Regions from separate parts of the Homo sapiens genome. Here regions 1 and 2 are each linked to region 3. A link is a contact called in ENCODE Hi-C or POLR2A ChIA-PET data. All regions are on one chromosome and are shown on one strand. Each heading gives the region's core, a stretch centred on a gene start or an enhancer-like site at or near the end of the contact. The rest is flanking DNA. Distances are from core to core; before and after follow the strand shown.

Evidence for each region. A loop is a pair of places that touch in the nucleus more often than their neighbours do. ChIA-PET counts read pairs that join two places held with the same protein, here RNA polymerase II (POLR2A). Pooled maps may share reads with other maps.
Region 1: a loop to region 3 is called in a map of naive thymus-derived CD4-positive, alpha-beta T cell, with 7 times the contacts of the local background. The contact joins the promoter of ARMH3 here to the promoter of TRIM8-DT in region 3. A Hi-C loop is called at or near these places in 2 of 168 maps with a recorded cell type or tissue (B cell and naive thymus-derived CD4-positive, alpha-beta T cell), 1 of 37 single-sample maps with no recorded cell type and 10 of 50 pooled maps. POLR2A ChIA-PET finds 5 or more read pairs at or near these places in 1 of 52 experiments (activated CD8-positive, alpha-beta memory T cell).
Region 2: a map of CD8-positive, alpha-beta T cell shows a loop between it and region 3 (9-fold over the local background). The contact joins the promoter of FBXW4 here to the promoter of TRIM8-DT in region 3. A Hi-C loop is called at or near these places in 2 of 168 maps with a recorded cell type or tissue (CD8-positive, alpha-beta T cell and OCI-LY7), 1 of 37 single-sample maps with no recorded cell type and 9 of 50 pooled maps. POLR2A ChIA-PET finds 5 or more read pairs at or near these places in 1 of 52 experiments (WTC11).

The regions. Positions count from the first base shown.
Region 1 is chr10:102,054,893-102,057,592 of GRCh38, forward strand. ARMH3 (armadillo like helical domain containing 3) reads right to left here and starts at 1,281. Exons shown (of 26, transcript NM_024541.3): 1 at 1,193-1,281. RefSeq lists a silencer at 981-1,370.
Region 2 is chr10:101,693,888-101,696,587 of GRCh38, forward strand. FBXW4 (F-box and WD repeat domain containing 4) reads right to left here and starts at 1,283. Exons shown (of 9, transcript NM_022039.4): 1 at 494-1,283. The coding sequence starts at 1,218. RefSeq lists an enhancer at 1-42 and silencers at 353-812, 1,093-1,142, 1,173-1,452.
Region 3 is chr10:102,641,885-102,644,584 of GRCh38, forward strand. TRIM8-DT (TRIM8 divergent transcript) reads right to left here and starts at 1,305. Exons shown (of 1, transcript NR_186489.1): 1 at 908-1,305. It overlaps TRIM8 (tripartite motif containing 8), which reads left to right and starts at 2,595. Exons shown (of 6, transcript NM_030912.3): 1 at 2,595-2,700. RefSeq lists silencers at 295-924, 1,255-1,314, 1,585-1,684, 1,765-2,700 and enhancers at 1,233-1,987, 1,988-2,700.

The DNA.
Region 1 (2,700 bases), core at 31-2,530, 590 kb before region 3:
GGCTGACGGGGAAGAATCGCTCGAACCTGGAAGGCGGAGGTTGCAGTGAGCCGAGATCACGCCATTGCACTCCAGCCTGGGCAACGAGAGCGAAACTCCGTCTCAAAAAAACAAAAAACAAAACAAACAAACAAACAAAAAAAAAAAGGCCGGGCGCGGTGGCTCACGCCTTTAATCACAGCACTTTGGGAGGCCGAGGCGGGCGGATCACCTGAGGTTGGGAGTTCGAGACCAGCCTGACCAACATGGAGAAATCCCGTCTCTATCAAAAATATAAAATTAGCTGGGCGTGGTAGCGCAAGGCTGAGGCAGGAGAATCGCTTGAACCCCGGAGGCAGAGGTTGTGGTAAGCCGAGATCGGGCAACTGCACTCCAGACTGGGCGACAACAGCGAAACTCCATCTCAAAATAAATAAATAAATAAATAAATAAATAAAATAAAATAAAAAACTTTCTGGAGAGGAAGAACTGCGGAGGGTCGGATGATCCAGTGACATACATTTGGGTATGGCCCAAGTTTCTGCTTCCCCATTCGCCAGGGGCAGCACGCCTCAGCTTCTCCTTCTCCAGGGGACCAGGTTTCTCTCTACTTTTTCCTTCCCTATACCCTCCTGGGAACAGGTTCCTTTCCTGGGCTCTCGCCGAGTAACCCAAAGAAAACACAGTAGCTTCACTGATTCCGTGTGAAGAGTGGGTTAAAGCCTGTCAGAGCCTGGAGAGGGACAGGACTGGAGCCCTTCCGGGACACCTGAAGACTTCGCACAAACCCGCTTTCCTCTATCCCTGAGATTCTCAGAGGTGCCTTGCCCTACGCCCGCACCCCAGGACCAAGAACAGCAGGAGAGGAAGCTCTCGGGGCAGCTGGCGGGGTCAAAGGTCAGCACCTCGGAAGCCAGAAGGCCCCGCAGGGATGCGGGAGAGGGACGTGACCGGGACCGTGTGGTCCGAGGGACCGGCCGCTGGAAGAGCGAAGCCGTTTCTCTCTAGGCTCGGCCGCCCCCAGGCCCAGCCCTCCCCGGCATACGCAGCTTCAGCAGCCGTCCTCCCTCCCTCTCCCCTCGCGTCCTCGTCGTCCCCGCGGCCAGCGCAGGCCCCGCCCCCAGAACCGCCTCGGGGCCAAGGCCTAGTATGGCAGGACCCGCAGGGTTGGTCAGGTTCGAGGACCGGGCCGGGCCTGGCCGCCGCCGCTTACCGAGCCCGCGGCTCCTCCTCTACCACCCGCGCCGTTCCCGGGCCCGCTCGCTCTCGACGCCACCGACGCTGCCGCTGCTCCGGGCTCACGGGCGCGCTCCCGACCTCCCCGACCCTTCCCGTGTCCCCGCGCCCCGCCGGGTCCTAAAGCCCGGCGCGCAATGGGTTAGTCCACGCCCGCTTCCTGAGACCGGCTCAGACCACGATTCCCAGCAAGCATCGCAAAGACTACAACTCCCGAAAGGCATCGCGAGAAATAAATTCGCAGTGGACTTGTCTATTGAGGGCCTACTGGGTCGCAATAGCAGTTTTCCGAAACATGGCCGACTCTTTGACCTCAGCAATTTTACTTCTAGGAATACATGTATCCTCTAGAAATACTGGCGAAGTTTGGAAAGATATATTTTCCAAATGTGTATTACAACTTTGTACGTGAAAGATTGAAAACAAACTCATTCTTTCAACAAATACGTGTGTGCCTGATAAGTGCAAAGTAGCGTGTAAAGCTCTATTAACTTGGCCAGAAATCTATTTTCTTTTCTTTTCCTTTTTTTTTTTTTTGAGACAGGATCTTGCCCTTGCCCAGGCTGGAGTGCCGCAGTGGCACAATTACAGCTCAGTGCAGCCTCCACCTCCTAGGCTCAAGCAGTCCTCCTGCCTCTGCCTCTGGTAGCTGGGATTACAGGCACGTGCCACCACTCCCTGCCTCTGAGTCTTTGTTTTCTTTTTTTTTTTTTTTTTCGAGATGGTGTCTCACTCTATTGCCCAGGCTGGAGTGCAGTGGTGCGATCTCGGCTCACTGCAACCTCTGCCTCCCGGGTTCAAGAGAGTCTCCTGCCTCAGCCTCCCCAGTAGCTGGGATTACAGGAGTGTACCACCACGCCCGGCTAATTTTTGTATTTTTTAGTAGAGACAAGGTTTCACCATGTTGCCAGGCTGGTCTCAAGCTCCTGGCCTCAGGTGATCCACCCGCCTCTGCCTCCCAAAATGCTGGGATTACAGGCGTGAGCCACCGCACCCAGCCTGAGTCTCTGTTTTTTTATACACAAATGGAAGGTTTAAAAAGATGTGCTATAACAGCAAGAATACTATTAAAAAGAAAAAACAAGTAAAAAAAATAAAATAAGCCAGGCGCGGTGGCTCACACCTGTAATCCCAACACTTTGGAAGGCAAAGGCGGGTGGATCACCTGAGGTCAGGAGTTCGAGACCAGCCTGGCCAACATGGTGAAACCCCATCTCTACTAAAAATACAAAAAATGGCCGGGCGTGTTGGCAGTCCTCTGTAATCCCAGCTACTCGGGAGGCTGAGGCAGGAGAATCGCTTGAACCTGGGAGGCGAAGGTTGCAGTGAGCCAAGATCGCGCCATCGCACTCCAACCTGGGCGACAGAGCGAGACTCCGTCTCAAAACAAAAAAGAAGTGGAGAAGAGTTCTGTGGGCGGCAAGCCACCCAGGTGCCGAGTCAAGAGACCGAAGACACAAGCTGTTCCAGTATAATAAAGAAAAT
Region 2 (2,700 bases), core at 33-2,532, 950 kb before region 3:
CTTAAGGTCCGAGCCCTGAAGCTTAACAACCTTTAGAAAAGGGTAGGGAGGATGAAAGATGAAAGTCCACAAAAATTTATGATAGACCACTTAAGGAACCTGAGTCCTAGACCTGGACTCAAGGAATCGTCCAAAGCACCGTACCAGACTGGCTCCTCTGGGGCGAAGGAACCGGGGCAGCTAAACCTCTGCAAAAACACACAATCGAAAGCTGTAGGGAGTGCCTAAGATGGCTAATTGTGAGGAGCGGCCCACCCGGGAGGGTGCCTACTGAGGGATGCTCTCGGGAGGCTGCCTCAGATGGAGGCCTTGGGGAGGAGGGGCAAAGGGGTCCCCGAGAGTGCTCGGGAAAGGGTGTAGGCGGAGGTCAGGTGTAGGCCTAGAAACTCGGGGTGCGACACGACCCTGGGCCGACCAGGCCGCGGCGCCCCGCCCTTTCCCGGGACGCGGGGCCGGCTCGGGGCGGGGAGCGGGCGGGCGAGCGGACGCTTACAGGTCGGTGCCGAGCCGCGTGAAGCCGGAGTTGAGCGAGGCCCGGGCTATCCGGCGCCAGAGCAGATCGCAGCTGGTGAAGCGCCGCAGCCAGCGGCACACCTGGGCCAGGCGGCCGAGGGCCCGCATGTCCAGGTAGGAGCAGATGAGCAGCAGCAGCTCCTCCGGCAGGCGCCAGAGCGCAGGCCCCGCGGCCGGGCGGGCAGCCGACTCCCGAGCCGCCTCCTCCTCCTCCTCCTCCTCCCCGGCCGCCGCCGCCATGGCCACCCCTGTCCCCGCGATGTCGGCCCAAGCCTGACCCCCTCGTCCCTGTGCTCTTCCCGGCCTGGCGCCCTCCCGCCGCCTAGCCCTGACCCTCCATTCCTCCTTCTTCCCATACTCTCTTCCTTGTGCCTCCTTCCCGGCCCCTGCGCTCCCCTCGACTCCCTTGACGATGCCTCTCGCCCCTTCCTCCACGCTTCTGCCTCCCTCTGCTTCCTCCCTTGGGCATGCCCTCGCTCCCGCGTCAGCCCCCGGCCCGGCTGCCTCCTTCGCCGTCTGCGGCCCGGGCTTCCCTTCCGCCCCGCTTCCTCTTCCGCCTTGCCCCGCTCTCGCTTTTCCCTTCCCCTTCCCCTTCCTTCGCTTCCCCCTCGCCACCCTCCCTTCCTGCAGCTTCCTCGCCTCTCCGCCCTCGCCCTCGCCGGGCCCGCCGTTCCCGGGGGGCCCCGAGCGGCCCTGGCTGCCCATGAGCGGCCGCGGGGCCGGCCCGACGCGGAGCCCAGCCCGAGCCGCCACCGCCGCCGCCCCGGGAGGAGGCGACACCATGTCGGACCGGGTCACATGGGGCGGCGCGGGCCGAGCCCTGGGCACGCCCCTCACACCTGCAGCCTTGGAGCCACTTCGGGGTGCGGGCTGGGGCCGGGGCGCTGACACCACCCCCGCATCCCCGAGAGCGCTTGGTGGAAGCACAGGAGTTCGCGCTGCAAACACGTGAGGCCGGTTTCAGGGCCCTGCCTGAGGCCACAAGAGGACCCGCTGCCCTCAGGAAGCGGCCATTTGGAGCACCTGCCCTCAAGAAGCCCCTAGTTGGGTGGCCTTGCCCCTCTAGAAGCCCTCCTCTTCCTCGAGTGATGCCTCCTTTCCACGGGCCACATGTGAGGGCCCAACGAATCTGCAGCCCTAGAAGTTGACAGGTTCCATAGCTTAGGTTCTCACACAGGCCCGGAAGCACGGTCCTGGCGTGAGCTTGGGTGTTAGACGTATTTGGGGATTTGCAGTCTTCTAGATCCTGAGTCCATAACTTCAAAAACAGTCATGTATCAGGAAATGGCACAGCTAGGGCTTCTTATCAGTCACCACCCAAGTGCAAGTGGATTCTCCAAGGACTCAGCATCCATTCTTCATACCACCCATTCGATTCACATGGCATTAATCTGAAGGGAGAGCTACTGAGGTCTAGACCTGTGCTGTCCAACAGTGTCCTCCCTCGTCACATGTGGCTGCTGAGCATTTGAAATGTGGCTAATACAAATTGAAATGAGCTATAAGTGAGAAATGCACACCAGATTTTGAAGCCATACAAAAAAAAGAATGCAAAATATCTCATTAATAATTTTATATTGATTACGTGTTGAAGTGTTAATATTTTGGATACGCTGTATTGGGCTAAATACAATATATTTTAATGTAACTACTAGAAAATTTAAAATTATACATGGGACTTGCATTTGTGGCTCGGGTTATTTTTCTATTAGCATTGGGCTAGGCAGTAAAACTTGGAGGAGGGGAGGAAGATGCCAATTTCTGTCTGTTTATCCTGTACTCCAAATCCAGGTAGGAAGGATTGGAGAGTTTTCTTTTGTACTTATCTACATCTTAACACTCATTTTCAGGGAGCAGGGAAGAATAAAAATTGACCCTGAAAATTATTCAACACCTAGCATAGCCAAAGAGAAACCTAGGGAAGCAACTACATTGTATTATGGTGCTGCAAGAAGCATCATGTAACAAGGTCAGACCGGAATCTGGCTTTGCCCTAGAATTACTTTTTGATCTTAGCAAAACAACAACAAAAAGCCCCACCTATCTTGGCCTTTTAGTGTTCTCAATCTGTAGTGGAGATAATGCCTCTGCCTTACTTTCGAGGGATAAATGAGATGATCCCTGTAAAATGCTTTGAACTCCTCTAAGAAAATTCTTAATAATAGTTACAGGTCAAATCCTGTTACA
Region 3 (2,700 bases), core at 55-2,554:
AAAGTGCCAGGGATGAAGTTAAAAGTATTAAGGACATCGGGAAATCTCCCCACACTGAACCTTTGCATTTCCCTGCTCAGTTCCACCGGACTGCTGAGCAGACCGACAAACGCTCCTTTCCCTCTGGGTAAAAAGAGCCACGGGTCTTCACTTCAGGCCCAGGAAGAGGTGGTCCCACTACGCCGTGGCATCATCGCTTTTTTAACAAGCGCGGAAAACCCCCTCCCATCCCAATGTTTAATGTACCGAAGTTTGTGAGAGTCACGTGAGACTCTCGGGTCTGCCCCGCCTTAGGGAGGTGGAGCCTCAGCTTGTGGGCCAATAGCAGGAGCAGCCTCCGGAACAGCCCCAACGCGACAGGGAAAGGGGGAGGAGCCGGGCGCCCGGCCCTGTAACTGTACTTCCGGAAAGCACGCCCCGCCCCTTCCCCCCCACCGCGCCCGTTTCTTTCGCCAGTGCCGGGTGGGCCGAACCGGCGGGTGCCGATTAAAGGCGCCGCCTGCCGCTTTCTCCTCGCCCCCCAGCGCCGCAGCTCTCCGCCCCCTTCCCGAGTAGCGGGACCGGCCTTGATGTAGGGACACCACCCCCCGTCTCCTTCCGCCCCAGCCCGGGAGCTCGGCTCGCTGCAGCCCCTGGCCCTCCCGTTTCCCCACCCTGCCTGCCCCGCTCTGCTCCGAACCCATTGTATACGGCCGGCTGCGGACTCCCAGGCCGGGCCGTGGCGGGGGCCCCGGGACCCCCGAGTGCCCCTCCGGCTGGTCCCGCGGGCCGCGGCATCTCCGCCGCCGCCTTCCTCGCGGCGGCGGCGAGGGCGCCCTTTCCTCCCCGCGCGGGTGACGGGGACGCACCCCCACCCCGGGGCGCCCCTTCGCGGGGGGAGAGCCGGGCCCGAGCAAGTCGAGGCAGGAAAGGGCCGCCACGGACTGCCCGGCCCGCCGATCGTTTTTATTATCGAGATTATTATTAAAAGGGGGCGGGGACCCCAGGACGCGGGGGAGGGGCTGGATACGCAGGTATTTTTATTAAACAGATTATTCCTGAAATAATAATACGCGCAAGATGGCTGAAGGTGGCTGTGATGAGAGTGTTGGGGTTGGGATTTTTTTCTTCCTGTTTTTTCTTTTTTGATCTGAGGATAAAGCTCTGAGGCGACAGCGGCTGCGGAGACCCTGCCCGAAGCGCCCTCCCCTCCCTTGAGAAGCCGCGGGCAGACAGACGGACCTCGGACCGAGCAACGGGTGCGGGCCCGCCCCGGACGCGTCGCCTGGGCAGCAGCCGGGGACCGCGGGCTCTCGCCTTTCTGCCGACTTCTTCCAATTCTCATCTTCTTTTATTTTTTGGACAGGACCGGGGTGGGTGGAGCAGAGGTGGAGAGAAATCGGGACTTGGCATTTTCTCCCTCTCTCTCTCCTAATTTGTTGGAGGCCGCCAGCCCTCCCCTTGGAAAAAAAAAAATCCCACCAAAAAAAAAAAAAAAAGAATCAGGAGCGAGAGGACGCCGCGGGGCCCTCAGCGAGCGCGCCCAGACCCCGGCCGCCGCCGCGGAGCCCAAGATGGCTGGGCGCTGAGGGTGGCGGCTCGGCCTGGCCCCGCCGCCGCAGGCTGGCTCCGACCGCAGCCCCGAGCCTTCCAGGCCCCAGCAGAGGCCGAGAAGAAAAGAAAGTGGGGAGGAGGGGGCCGGGGGGGCGAAGGGGGAGGGCCGGGGGAGGGGAGGGGAGGGCCGGGAGCCGAGCCTCCTGTTCATTAGCAGTTGAGAAAAATTCCTTTCTAGTTTGATCAATCCTTGTTTTCCTCGGCAGAGCCCGGGCGCCCGCCCAGCGCGGAGACGGGCGCGCGGGGTCTCTCCGCGGCGGGGGCGCCGGGCCTCGGGGGAGCGCAGAAGTAGCCGCCCGGGGGTCAGGCCGGAGCGCCGCCGGGGCTTCTCCCTCCCTCCCTCGCCGGTTGCCTTTTTTTCCACTTCTCTCCCTCCCCCTTCCGTTTCTATTTGTGAAGGGAGGAGGAAGGCAGAGGCGGGCTGGTGTCTCTGGCCGGGGACTGGAATTTCATCTGAATGACTGCCCCTGCGCGCACGCAGCGCCCCGGAGTCGGCCCGCCCGCGCCCCGCAGCCCGCGCCCGGCCAGCCAGCCGGGGGACGCCTGCACCGTGGCCCGGGGACCGCCGGCCTGCCCCTCCCGCCCCGTCCGGATCTAGCAGCCCTCGGCGCGGCCGCCCTCGCCTCCTGGCCCCGCAGACCCCGGGCTCCGGCCCCTGCGAGGGAGGTGCGGCGCCGACGAGCCAGGCAGGAGCCGCCGCTGCCGCCGCCGCCGGAAGAAGTGTGCTGCTCCCAAGCTCCGTCTGCCGCGGGGCGCGCCCCAATGTCAGCCGCGGGGACGAGCGCAGGCCGCGGGCCGCCACTGCCCTAGCCGCGCCGACGGGGAGGCGGCCTCTTATATGGAATTTGGACCCCGGCGCTCCCCTCCAAGGCTGGAGTCCCGGCCGCGGCCCTGGCGCAGTCCGCCGCCTCCCGCTAGGCGCTCGGGAGGAGGAGGAGACGCAGCCCGCTGCGCGCGCGGCGTGAGGACCGCGGCTCCCTCCTCCGGGGGGCGGGCACGCGGAAGGCGCTGCTGACTGAGCGACCGTCGGGGCCGGCTGGGGCCGGAGCTCGGGGCTCGGTGGGCCTACAGCGGCTCCGGACGGACCCCCGGGGCTGGGGAGTCGGG